Linked DNA regions of Homo sapiens: all the other regions are linked to region 1. A link is a loop called in an ENCODE intact Hi-C map of the cell type or tissue named here. Cell type or tissue: PC-9. All regions are shown on one strand. Each heading gives the region's core, and the rest is flanking DNA. Links, peaks and the distances in the headings are about the cores only.

Evidence for each region. A loop is a pair of places that touch in the nucleus more often than their neighbours do. Peaks named below come from ENCODE experiments on the same cell type or tissue, not always from the same donor. Only the 100,000 strongest peaks of a DNase experiment are listed, where the experiment ranks them.
Region 2: a loop joins it to region 1, with 12 times the contacts of the local background. A loop is called at or near these places in 3 of 110 quality-filtered maps.
Region 3: it touches region 1 in a loop (11-fold over the local background); 2 of 110 quality-filtered maps call a loop at or near these places.

The regions. Positions count from the first base shown.
Region 1 is chr7:16,342,766-16,351,067 of GRCh38, forward strand. All of the region lies in intron 3 of CRPPA (CDP-L-ribitol pyrophosphorylase A), which reads right to left. Among named protein-coding and RNA genes, the nearest start is that of CRPPA, 75 kb to the right of the region's middle. In PC-9, for the core only: no CTCF peak of the experiment used is centred there; DNase peaks (open chromatin) are centred at 3,976, 4,486 and 4,876; H3K4me3 peaks cover 966 bases; H3K27ac peaks cover 3,088 bases.
Region 2 is chr7:16,561,351-16,569,652 of GRCh38, forward strand. LRRC72 (leucine rich repeat containing 72) reads left to right here. Exons shown (of 9, transcript NM_001195280.2): 6 at 4,963-5,052; 7 at 6,041-6,193. Among named protein-coding and RNA genes, the nearest start is that of LRRC72, 39 kb to the left of the region's middle. In PC-9, for the core only: CTCF peaks have their summits at 3,700 (motif pointing left) and 3,901; a DNase peak (open chromatin) is centred at 3,721.
Region 3 is chr7:16,268,628-16,276,929 of GRCh38, forward strand. The region is part of intron 6 of CRPPA (CDP-L-ribitol pyrophosphorylase A); the gene reads right to left. It overlaps CRPPA-AS1 (CRPPA antisense RNA 1), which reads left to right. Exons shown (of 5, transcript NR_038947.1): 5 at 230-1,977. Among named protein-coding and RNA genes, the nearest start is that of CRPPA-AS1, 62 kb to the left of the region's middle. In PC-9, for the core only: no CTCF peak of the experiment used is centred there; DNase peaks (open chromatin) are centred at 554 and 3,804; H3K4me3 peaks cover 586 bases; H3K27ac peaks cover 1,456 bases.

The DNA.
Region 1 (8,302 bases), core at 38-8,037:
AAAAAAAAAAAAAAAAAATATATATATATATATCTATATAGATATATAGATATACATATATAGATATATAGATATATAGATATACATATATAGATATATAGAGATATATATACAGAAATACAAAATTAGCTGGATATCGTAGTACGTGCCTGTAGTCCCACCTACTTAAGGGGCTGAGGTGTGACAACTGCTTGAGCCTGGGAGGTAGAAGTTGCAGTAAGCCAAGATGATGCCACTGCAATCCAGCCTGAATGACAAAGTGAAATCCTGTCTCAAAAAAATAAATAAGTAAATGACACATGCACAAAGCCAAATATGTGAAAATCAAATAATAAGTTACATTTTACGGGGACTGAATCAGCAGAAATGGCTTAGTAAGCAGTTCCAAAAATTCATTCATAAAAGTCGTGAGAACTTTGGAAAAATGATCAAAATCATTTTTTTTTAAATAAATCTGAAATTAACCTAAAGCATGCAACATCTAGGGGATGTTTATTCAGGTATAAAACACTGAATCCTGGTAATAGTTGAAGTTGTAGCAGTTTAATTAACCTTATAACAAAACCACTTCCTCTCCACCCCCCAACTCTTCTGAATCTGAAGGGAGCCTTGAAAACTGGCATTGTACAATTACAGTAAAACCGGAAGCCTAGTAGCCAATGAAAAAAGCAAAATAAGGTTGGATTTGCTCCAAGTCCCAGTTCCCAGATAACTGCCATATTCGACCTGTCTCAAAGTTCCCTGCAAAATCTATTTCCCAATATATGTTTTTAGTTGATCTGACTCAGTTTCCCACTGCAGCATTTTCTTGGAGGCATTTGCAAAAACAGTCAGTGGTAATTGTTTAACATCACAGTTGCATTAGATGGTGATCACAGTTGAGGCGCACAAGAAGCTACCAAAACACTTAAAAGGAAAATCTGGGGAATGAGATGTTCATGGGAGACTTTGAAAACCTATTCCTGGAAAACTAGAAAATGCCACATACGTGCATTGGGCTGCGCACATGCCCAGGAAAGACCTCAGAAAGCCATATGCTCTCACCTCTGGATGACCACGTGTCTCTGCACATGTACAAAGTGAGGACTAAAGAAGAGTTATCAATAGCACCTCTGAGCTTTAAGGGTGTAACCCTACACATGCATAGAGCCCTTAGGCAAAATATGGGACAGTTATTAGTTCCGGTTATTAAAGGAAATCTGTCTAACCAATGGCTGACCATCAAGCTAATCTAGAAGAGATTTCAGTAATCATATGTAACAAAGAAAACAGACTTTATGGAATTAGCTCAGGAAAGCTGTTAAACAGCAACAACAAAAAATTAACACTAAATCCTAGGGAGAGGAGATCTGATTTTTAAAGTTGTCATATTGTGTTAATGAAAATGTTCGGTTTTTAACAAAAACCCAAGAGGTATGTAAAGCAGCAGAAACATATTGCCAATATAGAGGAGGGAAAAGCAGTCAAGAGAAACTGTCCTGCAGAAACCTAGAATTTTGACTTATTTAAAATAACGTGGGCCAGGTGTGATGGCTCACATCTGTAATCCCAGGGCTTGGGGAGGCCAAGGCAGGTGGGATCACTTGAGGACAGGAGTTACAGACCAACCTGGACAACATAGCAAGAACCTATCTCTACCCAAAAAAAAAAAAAAAAAAAAATTAGCTATGTATGGTGGCATGTGCCTAGTCCTGCCTACTTGAGTGGATCACTTGAGCCTGGAAGTTCAAGGCTACAGTGAATTATGATCATGCCAACCTGAGCAACAGAGACCTTGTCTATCAAAAAAAAAGAATGAGCCTATTTATGGTATTTTTCTAATATGTTCAGTCAACTTAAGGACTTAAAAGTATGAGAAAGTTGCCTTATCAACTAGAAGATGTTAATAAAAAGGTATAAATTATTTGAAAAAGAAGAAAAAGGTATAAGTTCTGGAGTCAAAGTACAATGCAAATGACTAGTCCACTAGATGGGCACAACAGCACGCTTGCTCAGTCAAAAGAAAGAATTGGCACACCTGAAGATATGTTAACTGAGATTATACAAACTGAGGAATAGAAGGACAAAAAAAAAAGATCTCAGATTATCAGTGGATAATAATGAAGCATGCCAAAATAATCATAATGGGAGAACCACCCAGAAGGACAGGACAGAGAAAGGAGCAGAAATAATTTTTGGTAGTAATAACTAAAAACTGCCCAATTTTGATGAAAAAGTGTTAATCTACATATCCAAGAAGCTCAAACTACAAGCAGGATAAATACAATCAGGTCCGCATATAAATGCATAAAAATCAAACCATCAAAAGCCAAAGGAATCAAAAAGGGAATCTTGAAAGTAGTAAGAGCTACTCATCATGCACAACATTCACCAATAAGATTAACAGCTTACTTCTCATCAGAAGTCATGGAGGTCAGAAGGCAGTGGGGGATGATGTTCAAAGAGCTAAAAGATAAAAGACTGTCAACCAAGTATTCTATTCCAGCAAAATAATCCTTCAAATTTGAAGTAGAAATTAAGACATTCCCAGGTAAGCAAAAGCTGAGAATCTGTTGCTAGTCAACCTGTGCTACAAGAAATACCAAACGGAATACTTGAGGCTAAAATGAAAGGACATGAGACAGTAACCTGAATCTACATAAAGAGGACCAGTAAAAGTAAGCACATATACAAATAAGTAAATATAAATGATCATATAAATGTACTTTTGGTTGAACCCTTTTATTGCCCTGATTTATATGACAACTATAGAGAGCAATAATATAAATATTAAAAGGTAAACAGTGTATAAATATGCAATATATGTGACAACACAGCACACAGGAAAGAGAACACAGTATTGCTGAATCTTATATTGTTTAATGAAAAAATGAACTTTTATGCTAAAAATTTTCAGTTAAAAAATATGTAGGATATACAGACATACTGGAGGCTATACTTGACCCTCAAGCTGTTAGTTTGGCAACTCTGCTAAAATGTCACTCTCAGTCCTTTAGAGTTTTTGAAGAGGTACAATTATCTTTTTATACATGGAAATTGACTCTATAAAAGTATAGAAATCTGCTGCTACAACTAGAACATTTGTTCAGGTTTTATCCTCCAGAGTCCAAATGATTTCCTTTAATTCTTTGCCTCATTAAGTTATAAAAGCTTTTGTTTACTCATTGCTGAATTCACTTATAAAAACATTATTTCTCAAAGTCTCGTTGTAGACGTAAGTGTTCTAAGGTGTTATTTAGTAAACGCCTGTAATAAACTGATACACCAAAATCAGACACACTGGAAAAGATAATTTTATCTCAAATATAAAACTGTTTTCATAATTTCTCCAAATGTTTCCTTCTTATAAGAACAAAATAATTACTGAGTGGCTATTATGTGCCAGGTGCCATTGCTCAGCCCTGAGGATGACACAGTGAACAAGATAAAGTCCCTGCCTTTGTGGACTGCATATTTAAAAAGGATAAAGGTAACAGACAAGTAAAAACAAACTAGATAATTACAAATAGAAATAAGTACTATGACGGAAGTAAAAGAATATTAGAAAAGAAATAAGAGGAATAACAACAAAGGCTCCATAAGAAGTTTATATTTAAGCTGTGATCTAAAGGGTTGAAATTAAGCCAGAGGATAAGGAAAAGAGCTGTGTCAGTTGAGAAAAAGATGCGGTCAGTCAGGCTTGTAATGTGCTAAAACCACAAGAATGTTACAGGTTCAGCACCCATTCTGTTCATGCAAGAAAGTTCATAGCAAGAGAAAAAAAAATGATAAGAAAAGCTAAGATAATTAGCAGAGGCAATAGCTAGTGTTTGTTGACTACTGCAGCAGGCTGAATTATTTGTCATAATTTTTTTATTTCTCTGTGGTAGAATAATGTACTCACACCCTTGTCTTGTCTCATAGATGTGAAGTATACCAGCTTACTGTACTAATGTTTGGCTTTGTCACAAGGCTTACTTGGCCCAAAGGAATGTGAATGGAAGTGGCAGTGTGCACATTCCATGCCTAGTCCTCATGAAAAACCACATATGTTGAATTAATCTCTTGCACCTCCACTACTATAAAAACCTCACCAACGTAGCTACCTCCCTTTCAGCATAGGATCCAGGAGAAACAGTCCTGTGTATAACCCTCAGTAAAGGGCCAAGCACAGCCAGATCTGCAGCTATAAGCAAAGCCACCCAGTCAACTCCACCCTAGATCAACAAACACCAAGTCAACCCACAGACAAGTGATTAAGAATTACTGTTTTATGCCATGGAGTTTTGAGAATATTTGTCCATAATAACTAATAAATACTTCCAATATCAGGCATAATACTAGATGCTTTACATAGGTTAGCTCATCCAAACTTTCCACCAAACTCATAAGGTAGATATGACTTTCAGCCCCATTTATCAGACAAGGAAACTAAGATTGACACCTTAAATAGACTCCTGACAGTTATATAACAAGCAGGAAAACCAAAAAGCCCAACCAGTCTAGTTTCAGAGTTCTATGACTCTATTACTGTGATATTCCCCTTTTTCCTAAGTGACTAAAGTCTTATTGCATTATCAAAACATTAGTATCAGTAAGTATATCTTTGTCCTATTTCAAGTCTACCACTTACAGAGTGAATAAAAAATAAACCAAGGACTTGTGTTATCAGTTGTTCCTGCCTCAGTCAAGATCCACTTTACCCAGGTGCAAACTGAATAGAGTTCTACCATGTTTTGATGCCACTTTAAATAATGCCACTATTTTATCGTTCAGAAAATATAGTCAAGAAGCAGTCAGGGATAGGAGAATTAGCAATATGGCAGAACAGGAGGCTCCAGATTCCCCCTTCACCCATAGACCCAGTGAATAGACATCTACTCACAGATGAATTCCCTTACATAAAGTCAGACATTAGTCAAGTCTCCTACCCAATAAGGCAACTGAGAAAACATCCACACTGGATGGGCAGAAAAAGCTGAGGCACACTCAGGCACAGATTCTTCCATAGGCACTGTACCATAAAATTGAAAGAATTCCCAGCACCCAGCTTCTCCCTGTGGAAAAGAGGGTTTGAACCACATATAGCACCCTAACCTAAGTTTCCTTATGGCTAGGCTCTTAATTCACCAATGCAGGGAGTGAAGAGGATTAAAGACTCTCCAGACCACAGGAAAAAAAATGGTGGTTTTCTACAGGCACAAAAGCACTTCCAGGGGCCTCATCCTCTGAGAGCAGTGCAGAGAAGGGACTATAAATAGCTCCCCATTTCTCTCTGGAAGGAGATTTACGACACATTCTTCCAGTGGCTACTTGGCACAACCCAGCTTCTAAGTAGCTTGTATCAAGGAGATAAAGGGTCAGCTAGATAATACCTTGCTGGCAACCTGAGCAGCAGATCAGCACTTCCCAAGCCTTCTTCCTCAGCTCACTCCAGCTATTAACTCCAAGTCTATTAATTTATCCTGAAAAGAATTTGTCTGTCCATTGAATGCTCAACTTTTACTGCTTCCACTTCAGAAATTGCATCCTAAACTTCTTAACTCTTCAAGAGGAGAGCACACATAAGCAAGTCTCTCTAGACTACAGAAAAAAGCAGCAATTTTATACGAGCAAACAAGCATGTCCAGGGGCTTAATCCCCTGAGAGTAGAGAAAGGGCTCAAAAACTGCTGCTCCCTATTTCACCCTGGAAGAGGTTTACACACACATTCTGTGCCTAATTTTTCACAGCTGCCGCCCTGAGGTAATGCATCCTATAAATCTAGCTCTGGAAGCAGAAGGGACTAGGTATATGAGCGTCTCCTGAAGAGGACCAAACCAAGAGGTAGTCTTAGACATGAAAATATAAGGGCTACGCCCTTTGGGAACAGTGCAGAAAAAAACTCTCATTTTCTCTGGAAGGTGGTTGCTGCACACTCTTTCATTGGTTAATTAGTGGTCTGGCTTCTAGTCCACTTGCATCTGGGAGCTAACAAAGAAGACAAACAGTAGCCTCTCAGCAGCCTGAGCCAGGGCACTGCACATTTCCTAAAGCCTTTCCTCTGGTTCACCCCAGTGATTACTTCAGGTCTACCCACTCTTCTTAGAGTTTATCCATGCACCAAGTGCCACACTTCTAGAGCTAGCTCCCACCCAAGGGACTGTCTCCTTAACAACCTACCTCTGGAAGTCAATGGGGCTTTGTATTCCTGAATAGTCCTAGACCACAGAGGACAAAGAGGTGGACATATAACAGGACCCCTTCCAGCAGCTATCTCCCTAGTATCAGAGGGTGCAGCTTGAATGTGAGTACAATATTTGTAACATATCCTCTCCCTAATTTGATGCAGAGAATGGGAGATAAATATGCATGCTTAGCTTCATCATGAAAATAGAAGAAACTAGAAGACCATCCAACACCTAAACCTTTTCAGCTACATCTAGAGGGTCTTGGCTTCTACCTTCCAGGTATCAGAGTACTGCCAGGATGTGGCACATCCCAACCTCCTAAAGGTCCACAAAAAACAGACAGCAGTCTGCATAAACATGAGACTGAGAGGTACCTTAAAATCCTTGGTCAGATGAATTAGAAATCCTCTCACTATATGAAATTAGTCTGACAAGACAGGCAGATGTTTTACCTAATATGCAGAAAACAACAGTGTCAAAGAAAATGAAAAAGCAGAAATATACGTTCCAAATAACAGAACAAGATAAATGTCTAGGAAATGACCTGAGTGAAGTGAAGATATGTGATTTACCTGACAGGGAATTTAGAACAATGGTCATAAACATGCTCACCAAGGTGAGAAAAGCAATGCAAAAACTGATAATTTCAGTAATAAAAGATAAAGTACAAAAACAGGTCAAACAGAAATTAAAGGTGAAGAAAATAACTGAAAACGTCAATGGAATCAGCAGCAGACTAGATCGAGCAGAAGAAACTCAAAGTGAACTCAAAGATCACCAGAAATCACACAACCTAAGGAGCAAAAGGAAAAGAGAATGAGAAAGAGTACGGATTACTTATGAGATTTATGGGACACCATCAAGTGGAAGAACGTATGCATTATCCACATGCCAGAAGAGAAAACAGAAGAAACATAAAACATATTGAAAAAAAATAATAACAAACTTCCCAAGGCTGGAAAAGGAGATAGAAATCCAGATCTAGGAAATCCAAGAGACACTAAATAAGATGAATCCAAAGAGACCATATCAAGAAATATCAGAATCAGATGGCCAAAAGTTAAAGACAGAATCTTGAAAGCAGCAAGGGAAACCCAAGTTGTTAGAGACATGTGAGCCCCCATAAAATGATCAGTGGATTTTTTTCTGCAGAAACTTTTCAGGACAGGAGGGAATTAAACGATATTTTCAAGAACTTAAAAAAAAAAATGTCAACCAAGAATAGAATACCCAGGAAGCCTATCTTTCAAAAATGAAGAGGTAATAAAGACATTGTCATACAAAAGCTGAAAAAGTTGATCACCAGTAGACCTACCTTATAAAAAATGCTAAAGGGAGTTCCTCAGCTTAGGGAAGATGACAATAATTGGTAACATGAAAACATATGACTACATAAAACTCACTGGTAGAAGTACATTGTCAAATCCAAAACACTAATACGGTAATGGCAATAAGTCAGTTATATCTGTAGTACAAATGTTAAAAAACAAAACTATTCAAAGCACCTAAAGCTGGAATAATTTCTTAAGGACTACAAATATTAAAAAATATAAATTTTGACATCAAAAACATAAAACATAAAAGGGAACTAAAAGTGTAGTTTGGGTATGCAATCAAAATTATCAACTTAAAATAGCCTGTTATAAGATGCTTTATGTAAGCCTCAAGGTAACAACAAAAGCCTATCATAGATATACAAATGATTTTTTAAAAAGTGATCCAAAGCATACTACTACAGAAAACCATCAAACCACAAATGAAGCAAGCAAGAGAGAAAGGAACCAAGGACCTGTAAAACAACCAAAAACCAATTGACAGAATGGCACTAGTAAGTCCTTACCTATCAATAATTACTTTGAAGCTAAATGCACTGAATGATCTAATCACAAGGCGTAGAGTGTGGCTTAATGGATAAAAGATCCAACTATATGCTATGAGAGACTCATTTCATCTTAAAGAACACTCAGACTGAAAGTGAAGGGATGAAAAAATACATTCCATGCAAATGGAAACCAAAAGAGAACAAGAATAGCTGTACTATTTTCAGAAAACAGACATTAGGCCAAAAACTGTAAAAACAGACAAAGACGACAATTACATAGTGATAAAGGGGACAATTCATCAAAAAGGATATAACAATTTTAAATATATAG
Region 2 (8,302 bases), core at 209-8,208, 220 kb after region 1:
ACTCCCACAGTAATAAACAGAGTTATGCCCATAGTAATAAATAAGGTTATACCCTAAACAAAGGTGCCCAGCCCAGGACTGAATGGATCCTGAAATCCAGCCCATGCCCTGCTTGTCAAGGGTGTATGTGAGTGTAGAATTGTGCCAGGCATGAGGAGTGGGAATTTTCTAGTTTTTAAATACCAGCCTGGTAGTACAATGTCCATATCATTACCAGTCACAATAGTTTACGACCACTACTTAAAATCACAGTGACGTATTTCAAGTTACATAACTATAACTTTCCAGTTGAGAATCTTGTTGTGGGGTCATTTGTTTGAAATGGAGAAAATGCTATGTCCAATTACAAAAAACAAAAAGCATTTTCTAAAAATTCACATTTTGAACTCATGTTCCATTTTGGTTAAAGATATTGTATGAAAAATAGTTTGTATTTATTAGACAACTAACGTTATTTGTGCAGTCATGTCCTCAGATTAAGTTTCTATGAGCCTCATTTGCAATCACAGATTAGCTTTAGCTGATAAACTAAAATGAGAACTCTATGTATTTTCAAATGTAGTCATTTTTGTCTTTTTAAGTTGTAAATCCATATAAAATTATAAAGTGTTATTATTCCACTTAAATTACAAGTTCTTCAGAGGGTGAGAAAATAGCCTGAAGGGCAAAACGCTAATCCATTCTCAGCATCGCACCTTCCATTGGCATTTATGAGGAGAATTGCCAAGGACTGCCTAGGAGACGCATGGCTGAGAGCTTCAGGGAGGCCTAAACCAGCTGCAGAGTGTGAGGTCCTGGGAACTGGAATTCCTGTCTTCAGGCAGAGTCAGGGGGCCCCACCTCTTCTCTCTAGGCAGTCTACCTTTCCACACCCTCTCTTTCTAGCTCAGTTTTCCTCTTCCCTTCCCTCCTCCAAACTCTTTCTAAATCAGAATCCACATGTGTCAAAGACCCACTTTGTGGCTGATGGCTTTTATTAACTCCTGCCCCCTTTCCAGTACTAAGGGAAAAAAACCACCGCCACCAAAAGCCGCAGCAACAAAATGCTTAATCCACTCTCCTGTTCTAAACCTTCAGTTTTCTCGTTTCTTTCTAATTTTCTGTTTTATTAAACTCCACTGTTGGAAAGTATGCTTAAGACTCCTGCATGCCATAATTGTTAAGACCTGCTTCCTACCGGAGCTTCCAGGAATCAGCCTTGGGAACAGGGAGTTCCTCCTTTCGAGAGAGGGTCTCCATGTTTCCACAGGTATTGCCTTTAAACACTTCCTGCCGTTGTCTTCAGCAGTGGCCCCAATCCACTGCCCATGGCAAAAAGCCAGGGGAGCAGAGGGATTCTGGGATACGGGGAGGGACTAGGATCTCCAGGGTCCCTTCCTTTGAGCCTCTTTTCCTATAATGCCCTTCCAGGTGGGACCACCCCTCCCAAAAGACAAAACAATTCACCAAAGGAAAAGAACCAACAGTGTTTTTCACCACTGTTTGTCCTGAAAAAGAGGATATTCTGATCCCTCCTCTCTCGATCCTCTGCTTTATCGTAGTTTGCCTTTTACAATCAGGGGTGATTTCCATATTCAGTAAAAAGCACATGGTGTGTGGTGGCCACCAGATTTTTAGTTAAAACAAGATGGTGATTAACAATGGAGATGCTGACCTTACTAAGTAACCTTGACCCGGAGCCTCACAATCCTCCTATCTGATTATTGACAGCTGAACTTCCTTCCACAGGCCGTTCTCTATAGGCTTTTAACTTCTCCATGTCATTTTCTTTTTCCCATATATTAAAATTGGGATGTTGGTCTCTTATTAATTACATCAACTTTCTTCGAAGGCAGCCTTAAAAACATTGGGGTTCATTTAAATAATGATTTTAAATTCTGCTTTAAAAGTTTACAAAAAAATAACTGGAGCCAATTATTTAGATGGCTTTTTTTTTTCCTCTTCTGTCTCGATAATAAGTAGCTTCATACACGTGACTCCTGTAAGCCAAGCTTGTGCGGTAAGGTAGTAGAGACATTTTGATATATCATTGGGTAAATGTAAATTGCTTAGACTCAGAATCCCAAATTAAGATAAGCAAGACAGTGCTGGCGCCACTGAGGTATACTCTGTAAGTAGCCTAGAGGGAAGGTGGATTAAATAGTATTAACCTATTGAAAGTGAAAGTGTAAGCAATTTCTCTTCATGGTTTCTAAAAGAATGTGCCCATACATCATAGAAGGCTTTCAGAACATTCAGAAACAGGAAACTGATTTCACATCTTAGACATTTAATTTATGTTGATTTTAGCAGCATCAATCCAAAACTCATAAATCCAAAATGTTAAATGTTTAATAGTATAGAAGGAAAAAATAGAGTTAAAAATATGATTGCTTCTTCTAAAATTTAAGAGATAGGAAACAGTGAATAATAATGATGAAATGCCTGTCAAGTTATTTAACTCAATTTTTAAAGTTAATTTAAGCAGAGGATGGGCTAACAGTTCAGTTTTCTGATTTCGTGTCATTCAGTTTTTACTTTAGGATGAGATGAATGGTCAACCACAAGTCCATAGAGTTTTTAGTATCAATATGTTGCTAATAAGTAATGTAACAGTAGTAAATCCAAGTTTGGTGTTTTATTCAGCTGAAGCTAGTTTTTAAATTTCCATATAGAAGTTACTTAACCAAGGATTAGCAGAAAAACCCAAGAAATGAAATGAAATGGATAGTAATGTCCTCAGAGGGGAAAGAGAAGACGAAGGGTACACCTAGAGAAAACGTCATTGAAAGATGTTGGTATATTTTCCATTAACGTCATATGTAAAGGCAGACTCTACTTCCAGATGCTATAATGTATAACAGGGTTATGAGGTGTCAGATGTGATTCCCCAAGACAGTAACCACAAAGCAGACTTCTGTACTAAAGCATCTGTGACTTTTTCTTCCTTCTGAGTTCTCATTAGAAACAATTGTGTTTTGCTTTTATATCCTTGAAGAGGGTCCTTTTCTTTACTTTCTCTGGCTCGAACTACAATTCATGATCCCAATGGCTCTTTTATTAGTGGTTTAATATACATCTGTTCTATTCCCTGTCCTGCAGTTATAATTATTTGTTACCACTTTAAAATCCTTCTCTTTCAAGAATAAAATTCAGACCATTTTCTGTCATTTAAGAAATCTTGAAAAAAAAAAAGTTTTATTTTTCTTCTCATTTTCTCCATTACTTACATATTTCCTTTCTTTTAAATTTCTTTGTGGCTCCTGGCTCTACATTTTCCTGTATGCCTTTCCTCACTCCTGTAACTTTTGTTTATTATGTACCAGGTGTCTTCCATTGCCTGCTTTATGTCCCTCTAAAGCTCGCGTTTTCCACAGGGAATAGCTATATATAACGCTTTTATTAGCCAGAAAAAGTTGTGTTTATACAACAAATATCAGAATGCTTTATTACTACAGAGAAAACATCCAGATGATTGATTTTTTTTTTTTAGTTTTTATCTAGCTTGTTATCTTTTAAGCATGCACCTACCCCAATCTTCTTTATGTTACAAACTGCTCTTTAGAAATATTAATCAGTTTTTTCCGAGTTTCTAATGCTTACTATTTTCATGCCTTTATCAAACCTGTATTTTATGAATAGTCTACAACAGTACTCTTAAATTTCACATGTACATTAAGTGAGCTTCATTTTATTGAGTGAAGGAGTTGTGCGGTAGCTGGAGCTCTTTCTACTACTGCCATCTAGTGGTTCTCCTTATTAGGTGTATTTTCAGAAGAATTTCCTAGAAATTGCATGTAGGTAGGTGGAATCCGAATAACTAAAGATTACTGGCCAGGTGCGGTGGCTGATGCCTGTATTTTGGGAGGCCAAGGTGGGCGGATCACGAGGTCAGCAGTTCGAGACCAGCCTTGCCAACATGGCGAAACTCCGTCTCTACTAAAAATACAAAAATTAGCCAAGCGTGGTGGCAGGCGCCTGTAATCCCAGCTACTCAGGAGGCTGAATCAGGACAATTGCTTGAACCCGGGAGGCAGAGGTTGCAGTGAGCAAGATCATGCCATTGCGCTCCAGCCTGGCAACAAGAACAAGACTCTGTCAAAAAAAAAAAAAAATGCCCAACTGAAAATCATTAAAGTTTTATTTCACATTGTATTGAAAAAATATGTTTATTATCATCTAGGATGAATAGGGAAAATATCTTTTTTTAAAAATAAAGCCCTCACAACTTCTAGTTGAGGATGTTTAAAAACATAACTATGTGCTGATTCCCAAGGGATATGATGTCAAAAGTGCCAGGGCTGCTTCTGCATCCACATGCCCCCTTCTTCCAACCACTGCATTAGGAAGTGCGGTTTATCACACATCCTAGCACCTGCACACCAGGATCTCAGAACTGCACGTGCCTGGCCAGAGGTAGACAAGATGCAAGAGCCACTTCTGCTCAGCTCTGGTCCTGCTGAGATCTGAAGCTACTATTGACACATTCTGAACTATGAGCAATGGTGTGGAGGAAGTAAGTTCTATTAGAGCCGGGTGTTGTGTCTCTGCCTATCTTCACACATGCACCCTTGTGAACTTGGAGACTGAAAGAAGAGTACCAAGTGATATTTTAATAAAAAGTAGCCTCAAGACTCCAATAGAGCTGATATCTAGTTCTTCATTTACTAACTTATTTATGGACATGTTAAAAATTTCCCTCATTTGTTGCAGACTTGGGTCAATGATTTGATCATAGCCCTTAGCACAGTTCCTAGTGGATAGTAAGCACTTGGTAAATATTTGTTGAATGAATGAATTTAACAGATAGAAAAATTAACTGGTGCTCTAAGTAAAGGTTTAATGGGTCTATTGCTTGATATGGAGAAGAGCTTTACAAGTTCTTATGTTTTATACGAATCTCTTAATTTTTTGTATTTTATAAGTGATAAGTGAAACTGATTTTGAAATCTGACATTTTTATTTTGGATTCTTCATTTGCAGGTCTATACCAAAATCCTTTGTGCCAATATAACCTGTATCGTTTATATATCATCTACCACCTTCCAGGAGTGGAGCTGCTTGACCGAAATCGTAAGGACCCTTCCTTCTTGCAAAGAAATATTTGAGAAGTAGTCTTATAGCTCAGCGGTTTAAAAACGAAGACTACCTTTGAAAATATGTCTTTGTAAAAAATATATCTTTGAATAATTGTCTTTTTAATGGAAGTTTTTCAATTATTTATTTTTGAAAGACTTGCTCTCTAAAATTTGCCCTAATTTAGAAATTCATGTCTCTTTACTACTTTATTAGAAAGGCCCTCTAACTGAGCTGAGGAAAGTATTCCTTCTGGTCCTGGTTTTGACATTAACAGGTTGGATGCCAAATCGTTTACTTCCTGGCACCTTAGTTTCTTATCTCAAAAGTGAGGGAATTGGAATAAATCTCATAAGGCCAGTTTAAGTTCTAAAAGTCGTGATTTAAAAATTCTGTAAATATATATATATTGAAACATACAATGAATGATGACTTCTTTATGAATACATCTTCAAGATAGCATGTCAGATTTCTATAAGCCACATGCACACACACACACAATCAACCTCAGCATATTACACTTAACATTTTTTGAGGCCTATTTTGCCCCCAAATGCTATATTATCTATCTACTTACCTTTCTGTCTCTGCAGGTTTGAACATTCTTAATAGTTTATTACTGAGTAACCACTTTCTATAGGATACATCGGAAACTTATGGTTATACCTCTCCTTTCTAATAGCCTTGAGGAAATGAAAGGATGTTTCATGCTAAAATTTTAATCATCCTTGGTGATGTGTTAAAGGGTGTTTGGGATGCATTAGATTGAAGGATTAAGCTCTGTCTTGTGACATGTGGGGTGTATATTGAGTGCTTGTAAGATTATGGAAATAAGCGTGATAGCCCCTTTACAAAACAGTTTTGACAGGATGTTCTCATATATCATAGTTTAGATAAATACATTCTTGAAAGTGTTCAGTTCTATTTTGAATCACTCCGCCTATTTATAATGTTATGCAATAACATTACTTTTTGCATTTATCAGAAGTTACAGAAAAAGAAAGAAGATCAATGATTACCATTTTTAACCATAAAAAGGCTCATATCGTTCAATCAATAGCATTCGGAGGAAAAGTGGATGCTTCATGGGATCCTAAATCACCATTTAAGCAAAAACCAGCCCAGAGAGTACCTTCAGGTATTTCGTAAAAAAAAAAAAAAAAACAAATTTAATGAAATTAAAACTCCTCAAACTTTTGGGTAATTTGATTGTAATAATAACAACTACAATTTACAATAAACTTAAGTATCTATGTAATGGAATAATTTCTAATATATTTGCTAACCTTATAATACTTTTAGTCCAGTTAAAGTAGGTATGCAATTTTCATCCTCACTCATGCATGTGAAATTAAATGGGGTGCTGTGATAATAACGAGATAATACATTGAAGCCTCTATCCCAGTACCTAACACAGTATAAAGGGCTCAATAAATAAGCCATTGTTATTTTTATTACCACTAACATGGATGATTTTACCAATTAAGTCTATATAATTTTTGATAATATAGAAAAAACATGAAGAAGAAATAAAGATCATCTGCAATTCTACCATGCAGAAATAAGCACTGGTAATATTTTGATTATACTCACATACAGGGTCATTATATGCAAGTATAACTTGAATATTTTCAGGATGTTTCATTTGTAGGAATTTAATTTCATATTTGTAACAGAAATGCAAAAAAAAATAGGGGTTTAGTTTTCTCAGACAGCAAAGAATAGAAAGATAGGGTATCTAGGGTTAGCATAAAGTTCTACAATGTTGTCACTGTTCAAGGATATATCTGTCTTTTGTTCTGCTACTCTTAGTGTGCTTTATGATTACAAGGTGGCTGGTGTACCCCCAAGCCTCACATCTCCATTCCACGAAGGAAGAGAGGGTGGATAAGAAAAGGTGCAAAGGTAAAATCCTTTTCTTTATGACACTTCGCCAAAGAGACAACATACATTTTTAAAAAACCAAACCAATTATCTAGAAATAAAGGGGAAATTGAATTAAAAAATAGTTTGGAAGAAATTACCCAGAATGCTAAATGGAGAAAGAAAGCAATAGAAGATATGAATTAGATATTGAGAAAAGGAGAGACATTAGAAAGAGAAGGTCCAATATAACTTCAGTAATAGTTCCTGAAAAACAAATTATAGATAGAAATTGAGCAGAAGGTAATGTTTAAAGTGATAATGGCTGGAAATTTTCCCAAACTGATAAATAAATTCTTAGACTGACCAGACAATTACCAGAATTGGCAAAGAATTCTTAGATGCACCAGACAAAATGAATCCAAACACAAAAAAGACACATAACAACAACAACAACAACAAGAGTCTTCACCAAAGGCAAAACCATCTTAAAGCAGTCGGAGAGAAAACCCAGATGACCTACAAAAGAATAACACAGAGATTCACAACAGACTCTCCAACTACAATCGTGGAAGTCAAAAAACAGTGATCGAAAGTTTTTAAAATGCTGAGGACAAGTAATGGCCAACCAAGAATTTTATAACCAACTCAATTATTATTCAAGAATGAGCGAAAGGTAAAGGAAAAGAAAAAGAAGAATGAGGACAAAATTAAGACTTCCCTGAACTTTTTATTGTGAAAATTTTCTAACAGGAAAAGTTAAAGAATATTAAAATAAATATTGGTATATGCCCACATATATTCAACAAGTGTTCATATTCTGCTATATTTACCGCCCTCCATATCTGACGCTTTGCCTCTTTATTTAAGGACAGGTGGCCAGGTGCGGTGGTTCACACCTGTAATCCCAGCACTTTGGGAGGCCGAGGCGGGCAGATCACCTGAGGTCGGGAGTTTAAGACCAGCCTGACCAACATGAAGAAACCCCATCTCTACTAAAAACAAAAATTAGCCAGGCATGGTGGCACATGCCTGTAATCCCAGCTACTCAGGAAGCTGAGGCAGGAGAATCACTTGAACCTGGGAGGCGGAGGTTGCAGTGAGCCATTGCACTCTAGCCTGGGCAACAAGAGCGAAACTCCATCTTAAAAAACAAAAAAACAAGGACAGGTCTCCTCAGAAGACCTTAGAAGTCATTCCTAAATGAATGACTTACACTGCATTTGGCATTTCCAACTACAGTGTAAATTGGAAAATCAATGTATTGCCAAAGGATTAAAATGTTTCAGCAGCAGACATCATTACATTTCACTCCTGTCAACCTAAAAAAAGACATCAGAGAAAAATATCTCTTAAGATAATGAATTTATTTGGGAGTAAGCAA
Region 3 (8,302 bases), core at 209-8,208, 74 kb before region 1:
CTCGATCATGTGACTTGTTTCAGAACTAAGTATATACCATATAATATTTTTTAAACAGTACATTTCTAGACAATATAGAAAAATAGATTCAAATATGTAATATAGAATCTTACGGTAGAGTCTACAGAATACATTTTAAAAATATTGCTTATGGCTTATTTTCTTCACTCCACTAGAAGGTCCCCTCTGCAGTGCTCATTTCTGCAACACTGTCTTTCTTTCCTGACAGAAGGCTGCTCACCACCAATTTCATCACTGTTGCTAACTCCAGCTCATCTAATCTCTGCAACATCTGCTACCAGCACCTTCTCTTGCCTCCTTTTGTGAACATAGTTTTTTCTTCTGGTTAGAAAATCAGTTCGAACTTCTTGAGTTTTGTGTTTTAAACTCTTCTCAACTGTTCCGATGATTGATGGATGGCCCAGAGGCGACCTCTTTATCTCCAGCAACATATTTGGCTGTTGGCCCGGTAGAGAGGTACTCCAGAAGCTTGCTGGTTCATCATGCTCTCATCTTTAACCACAACTATTTATCTGACTCCTTCCATCTCCACAGCACTGTGTGAGGGATCAGTGATAAGAGACGGTGAAAGACATGCGCAAATGGATAAATAATAAGCAGGATATGTAGAATGACACAACAATTGATGAGTAATTTAGGAGATCCAATAACTAAAAAAAAAAAGACTGGGGACAAGTTCATGGAAAGAGTAATCAACTAAGCCTTATAACATAAAATTGACAAATAGAGAAGGCATGCAATCCAGTAGAATAGAGTGCAAAAGAGGTAGAAGACTAATCGTTTCAAGACATGTTGAGCCACAACAGCAATAACATTGTGACAAAAAACGTCGGTGTAGACTGCAGAAGATCTTCAATGACGGATCAAGCTGTATAGACTTTTTTTTACCCTCATATACTGAATAGTCATTTAAGGTATACAGTGCCAACGTAAGAGAGAAAGGTAAACTTTTTTTAACACAAGTTGTAGGCCTTGGAAAGAAGTTTTCCAGTAACAAGATAACACGATAATGTACTGTGGTTATAAGCTCAAAGTGGTATATTTGATTCAGTGTTCCCAGAACCACCAAAACCTTGGAACCATTGTTTAGCTAAAGCTACTAGAACAACAGAATAACCTACTCTGTGGCATTGTAAAGTAAAATTATACTACACACAAATACTTGACATAAAATACATTTCCAAACTCAATTATTAGGGATAACATAAGCACAAAATGATGCTTTGCAAACATCATGTATCCTATAACTGGAGAAAAAAAATTAATGACATGAAGTGAAATGACTGAGTTCTGAAGCTACATCTCAATTTAAATAGCATAAGCAATTTAGTATACAACATTCTTCAAAATCAATTGTTGAAGGTTAACTATAATCTACATACAAAAACAACTTTGTCAACTTTTTGTACGGATTTTCCTTCTAAACATATTTACTTTATGTGTAAAATCAAAAAATTTCCTGAGTTAAAGGCTAAGACTTGACTTTATGAATACATGCCCAAAAATTGGTGGTGGCTGGTTTCTGTTTTTATTTTGTAAGCTTAGTATAATGGTTGTCCAGAACTTGTAAGCAATGACCTCATTTCTAAGCGGACAAGATGCAAAAGACCATTTTTACAGATTAACCATCTGGTTCCTTTAGGAAGAGTAATATTTCAACAGGTTCCTGTATTTCAAGAATATAAATAATTAAAAAGATGAAGATATGTGAAATACACAAAGAAAAAAATAGAGAAAATAGCATTTAAAGCAAATTATCCTAGCTCCCTCAATTAATATTTTAAAACCATGACAATCAGTTATTAATATAAATTGTTAATTTTATTTAATACAACATCAATATAATTCATACCATCTTCTTCAACTAGGTGGTCTATCATTTTGGAGTTTCTTTCCACCTCTGGAGAATTGCTCAGGAAATCTGGCTAACATACCAAATAAATCAAATGGATTTAATGAGATGGTTTTTGGCTAGTTTCTATATTCTTGTATACACATGCATGTAACACATAAATGTGGTGCTGTTCACAGTTAGAGGCGCAAGAGAAAAAAGTAGCTTTCCAGTGTTATTTCATTGTTATTAACTATACAGTATTCAGGTGCAAACAAATGAAAATCCTGTATATTCACGCTAAAATATAATATGTATCAAAATAAGCATAAAATAACTGTTTTGGATAGGTCTTAGGATGCTGCTGTGGCTTAATTTGCTCTGTTTATGTTCTCTCCGCTTTTCTTTATTGCATGTGCTAGTTTTGATGTGTTGTTTGACTAATATGTCATACGGTGAATTTACTGAGGTCTATAACAAAAGGCATGGATCCATACACTGGACACAACCTTGAGGGCATAAGGGAAAAAAAAAAGAAACTAAGTACCATAGAACAGCCTCAACAAAATCAGAGCATGCTTTACACGTGATTTTCAGTTACACCCTGCTTGTCATTTGTGATTACTCAAAACAATAATTAAATTACGTCCTCCAGGAAACAGGAAGGAGTGGATAACCAAAATACATGAAAAGCCCCTACAGTCCCTGTTTGTTCAGAGTATAGATCAGCATTCTTTAGGAGTTCCATTCTTTTATTACAGGAATGAATATTGGGTTGAACACGCTTATATGCATTTAGAGGTAATGTGATGTATGAAAACAAGTACTGCAGAGGTTTCCTCTGTAGAACTGTACTTTTAAGAGGAGCAGCCACCATAATCTTCTTGTAAAGGTAAACTGGATCATGTCATTTTCAAATAAAGTCTTCTCTCACTTCATTTTCCCCTTAAAACAATATATAAATGATAATAGTAGCAACGGTAACAGTAGAAGTGGTAAACTCAACATAAAAAGCCTACAAGGCTCTTTCCTTGTCTCTTGCTACTCCCACTTCCACTCCATTTGCATCTCCAACCACAGATGCTTTCTTTCTGTGCCCCAATGAAGCTCTTTATGTGCCTTTCACATACTGTTACTTCTGGTTTGTTCTTTAAATAGATAATTATTTATTGCCCTTAAAGACTTAAGTTAAATACCACATCTGCCAAGAGATTTCACTTACTGCCTTCCACTCCCAATCTAAGTCACTTTCTCTGGCTCTCTTATATAAGCACAGTTATGTTTTCCTTAGAATATTCATCACAATTTGACATTTTAATTTGCATTCATTTACTTTTTATCCCCAACTGGACAATATGCTCCTTGGAAATAGGAAATCATACTTGCTCAGTTCAACTCCCTGTATCTAGTGACTATATCATGACAGGCATTTATTATTTGGTAAATAAACTAGAGAATTTAGGAATAAAAGACTAATCATATCTTCCCACTTATAAATTCCTTACTACCTTCAGTTCAGTATATAGTATAAACTATTTTTGGATATTTACTGAAAACTGGGAAGAAGTGAGAGAGGTCCCTTTAAAACTGTCTACCACCCTGATCTATCTCTGGAGAGCTCTATCTTCAAAGCTGGTAAGGTCTGTGAAATACTTCAAATTGCTGAGAAAAACGGAGGAGGAAAATAGCAAGACTGATAGCAAAGCCTTGTCCTTTAAGAATCAGTAAAAAGTGCCTGTGAATGGGGGGAGTAGGAGAGGTGCCTCTCCCCAAGTTAGCTCTTTACTTAACTTTTTAACAACCTCTTCCAGGTATTTGGTGGGTATCATTAAAGTTAGATGTTTGGTTCACCTGTAAGGTATGTTGCAAAATTCTAGTACAGATAATTACAATAAACATACCCAATCTTTTCCCTTAATTTCAAAGGAAAACATTTTTTCTTTTCATGTTAACAAAACAATCCTCCCATTATGTGTTGAGCAGCTCCACACCCACACTGATCTGCCCTACAGATGCCAGGATTTCAATAGTGGTGACTTCATCCTTTTTACACATTCCTTTCAAAGTAGGATGAAAGCTTTGAGAGGTGAAAATGTTAGAATACGTTGCATTTTGTATTTGTAAGTTATAAGCTGAAAAATGTCATGAGATAAATTTACCTTTATAAGGGAAGGGAAAAAGTATATAAAACTACATAAATCCTTTCCTAAGGGGATGTCTTTCAGACATTAGGTATTAGCCCTTTGTCAAACTTAAAAATCTCAGTCTTTTATCTCACCTTTCCTTAGAAGAATATTAATTAGTAGAGACCATTTTGAATCAACTAGCATCTATATTCACTATTGACATGACCTCAGGCAAATCAAACTGCAAGTTTCCCTATTTCCATTTGTAAAATAAAGGGGGAAATCATAGGGTTATTTTTTTTCCATTTATATATCTTGTTTGAAAGAATGTCTATTCATATCCTTTGTCGCTTTTTTTTTTATTTTATTATTATTATACTTTAAGTTTTAGGGTACATGTGCACAATGTGCAGGTTAGTTACATATGTATACATGTGCCATGCTGGGGTGCTGCACCCATTAACTCGTCATTTAGCATTAGGTATATCTCCTAATGCTATCCCTCCCCCCTCCCCCCATCAAAGGGTTATTTTAAAGAGAAAAGAACTGCATAGTACTGATACAAACAGGAGACACGGAAATCCCGGGTAGAAGAGGACAGTCCCTGGTGAGGGCCACACCCTTAGGCCTGGGTACTGTGGCCCAAAGTGAGAACATGCATTCCTGTTTTCCCACTCAAATGCTGCTTTTTGGCTCTCCCTGCCTCCCATCTTGTACCCATAAAAAACCCCAAGCTCCACTAGCAGAGTGATGGCAGAGGGGCAGCAGAGTGGAACAGCAGGGGCCAGAAGAGAAGCAGCAGCTGTCAAAGAGAAGCAGTTTGACTTCAGAGGGACAGCTTGAAGGTGGGACTTCAGAAGGACGGCTTGACGGTAGGACCACAGAGAAGAGGTCAGCAGGGGATAGCCAAACTCCAGGGGAAGACCACCTTTCCACTCCATCCCCTTTCCAGCACCGCATCCCACTGAAAGCCACTTCCACTCGTCAGTAAATCCTCCACATTCACCACCCTTCAATTAACTGATGCAGCCTGATTCCTCCCGGACACCGAACAAGAACTCTGGTACCAAGAGGGCTGGTGCAAAAGGTTGTCATCCTACCCTCCACTGAGCTGTTAAACACTTAAGCTGTTTGTAGACAGCAAAGGTAAAAGAGCACAATGTAACACACGTCCTCTGGGGCTTCAGGGGTCATGGATACCCTGCTAGATGTAGCCATGGAGCTGCATGAAGTTCTATTCCTGCCATCGCGCCCAGAAGGACTTGTCCTGGCCTCTGTACCTGCTCACCTGCATGCTCCCTGTCCCATGAGAGGTGGAGAGCTGTGGGCTGATTAAATGAGCCAACCCCTTAGCCAGTCCTGCGAAGGGGCCAGGGGAACTGCCCATTTCAGTACTACTCCTGACACTCCATAATCAGTGTTGTGGCTGTTTTTGTTTTTGTTTTTGTTTTGTTTTGTTTTTGAGACGGAGTCTCGCTCTGTCGCCCAGGCTGGAGTGCAGCGGCGCGATCTCGGCTCACTGCAACCTCTGCCTCCCGGGTTCACGACATTCTCCTGCCTCAGCCTCCCGAGTAGCTGGGACTACAGATGCCCACCACCACGCCCAGCTAATTTTTTGTATTTTTAGTAGAGACAGGTTTCACCGTGTTAGCCAGGATGGTCTCGATCTCCTGACTTCGTGATCCGCCCACCTCGGATCCCAAATTGCTGGGATTACGGACGTGAGCCACCACACCCGGCCTGTTGTGGCTGTTTCTAAGAGAAAGCATTCTCTTAAGTTTGTGTGGCATAACAGGTTTTTAAACTTTTAATTCTTTTTAACCAAATTTAGAAGTCAGGGAAGGCTTAGCAGGAACGATATCTCCTTTCAAGGTGAACCAAGATTCTCTGAGTAAAATAACAGGACACCCAAAGTTCAGTTTTAGAAGTTCTACATTAGCTCCTCATTAAAAAAAAATAAAAAGTCTAATTTATCTCCAAAAAGGAAGATATTAAATTAAGAAATTTTTGAGGAATGGTGATTTTCTTACTTTTGAATATATGAATACTTCTTAGTTTTATTATATGAAGGAAATCCCTAACTTCAAGCCAAACCTAATTTTTTAAAAATTCCAAATTTGCTATGTCTGTCTATATTTATAGACGAATTAGATACTTGAAATTAAAAGAGAAATTTAAGTGATCTTTAAAAATTATAAATGGCCAGGAGAGCACACGAACAATAAAGGGGAGAAAGATTCTGGAAACCTAGAAATATGATTTTAGTCTTTGAATCTCTGCAGACCCTTCATAAAAACAGAAAAAGCAAGGAGGATATCAAAGCCAAAAACCTATAGACATTATCTACTATAAAACCAATATTTGGGAGGCTGAGGCACGAGAATCATTTGAACCTGGGAGGCGTAGGTTGTGGTGAGCTGAGACCATGCCACTGCACTCCAGCCTGGGCAACTGAGTGAGACAGTGTCTAAAAAAAAATAATATTAGTGGGTAGGGATAAATTGGCAGCACATATAAAGACACACACAGTTTAAGAAACTGTAGAAAAAAATGGGAGTAAACCAAGAAAGACAGAAAACAACAAAATCATCATCAGATACTTTCTGGATACCTTAGCAGGCCATTCCATTCTGGGAATAGCAACAGAAACTAGGAGAAGCCTTTGTAGGCTTTAATTCAAAGTTGAAAACAAGGAAGCCACATGAACGTTCTCTGCTAGGGATAACTGGGGGTCTGGGTCCAAAGCACATTCAAAACCAATAAACAGAAGCACCGTAGTATGTTAAAGCACCAGCCTGAGAAGTCTAGATGGACCAAGGGAGGTGCACTAGGAATAAAGGAAAGAGAAAGTACAGGCAAAGGACGGCCACGGAGGTGTTATTTTGACTCATCCCTTCCTCCTAAAACTAGATAAAACTCTTCTACTTAAAAAGGAACAATAGGGCTAGGTGCAATGGTCATGCCTGTATTTCCGCCCTTTGGGAGGCCAACGTGAGAGGATCACTTGAGGCCAGGAGTTTGAGACCAGCCTGGGCAACATGTGGAGACTCCTGTCTCTACAAAAAGGAAAAAAAAAATTAGCTGGGCATTGCAGTGTGTGCCTGTGGTCCCAGCTACTCAGGAAGATGAGATGGGAGGATCGCTTGAGCCCAGCAGGCCAAGGCCAAGGCTGCAATGAGCCATGATAGTACCAAGACCCTGTCTCGGAAAAAAACAAAAACAAAAACAAACAAAAAATATATATATATGAATGACAGAAAGAAAGAAAAAAAAAGACTAAACAGCAAAATAATGTACCTACAGAAACCCATGCACATCAGAAAGACCCAGTCATAAAATAAATGAAGACTGTAACCCAATATTTAATAAGCTAAAAGAAATTAAGAAAATGACAGAACTATAAAAGTCAGACTTGGAATAACTTAGAAACAAGGCGAGAAAATTTAAAAAATATTTCAGAAATGAAGACTAAATTAGAAAAAACACAAAAGGTAATGACTGAACAGAAATAAAAGACGGGAAGTAAGAAAATTAAAAAGAAATTAAGAGATTAGAAAAACTCAGGAGAATGTAATAGCTGTGGATGGCCAAAGAACATGTAAGCTTCATCCAACAGGAATCTCTGAAGAAAACTGAAGTAACCAAACAGAAAAAAACTAAAGAAATAATGTCAAATAAAAAGATTCGAAACTACACAGAAGCATCCACTATGTACCTAGCAATATCAGCCAAAATGACTATAATTAAGAAAACTGTAGTAAAACAAATGGACTTTAAAGGAAAAGAATTATTTGAGCATCCAGGCAAATAGACTAAATCACTTATAAGACAAAGAAAGTCAGATTTTCATCACACTTGACCAAAACACTTTATGACAAAAGAAAATAGACTGGCATATTGAAGATACTCAACAAAAAATTACTGAATTAAGATTGCTTTTAATCTAGCCAAAACCACCTTGAAGATTTTGAGCAAAAGAATAATTTTATTCACATCGAAGAACTTGGGAATACTGTGCCCATGAGCCCTCACTAGAGCATCTATTGGAGGATTAGTTCCAGAAAACCAAAATGATTTTTAAGGTATCAACATAAGGATTGTAGTGGCTATCACATATATATTTACTTATATGACTAAGAATAAACAATTGTTTAAGGGAGATAGTAGGTAATGACATGAATGTAAGAATATATACAGTAAGAAAGTTCACTGTCATCTTTCAGCTATAAACTTTAAATTAAAGCATACTAATTCAAATTAGATTCTTTAGAAAGGAGGAGGTAGAAGACACTGGTTAATTTGTTAATTTTAACAACTCATGTAT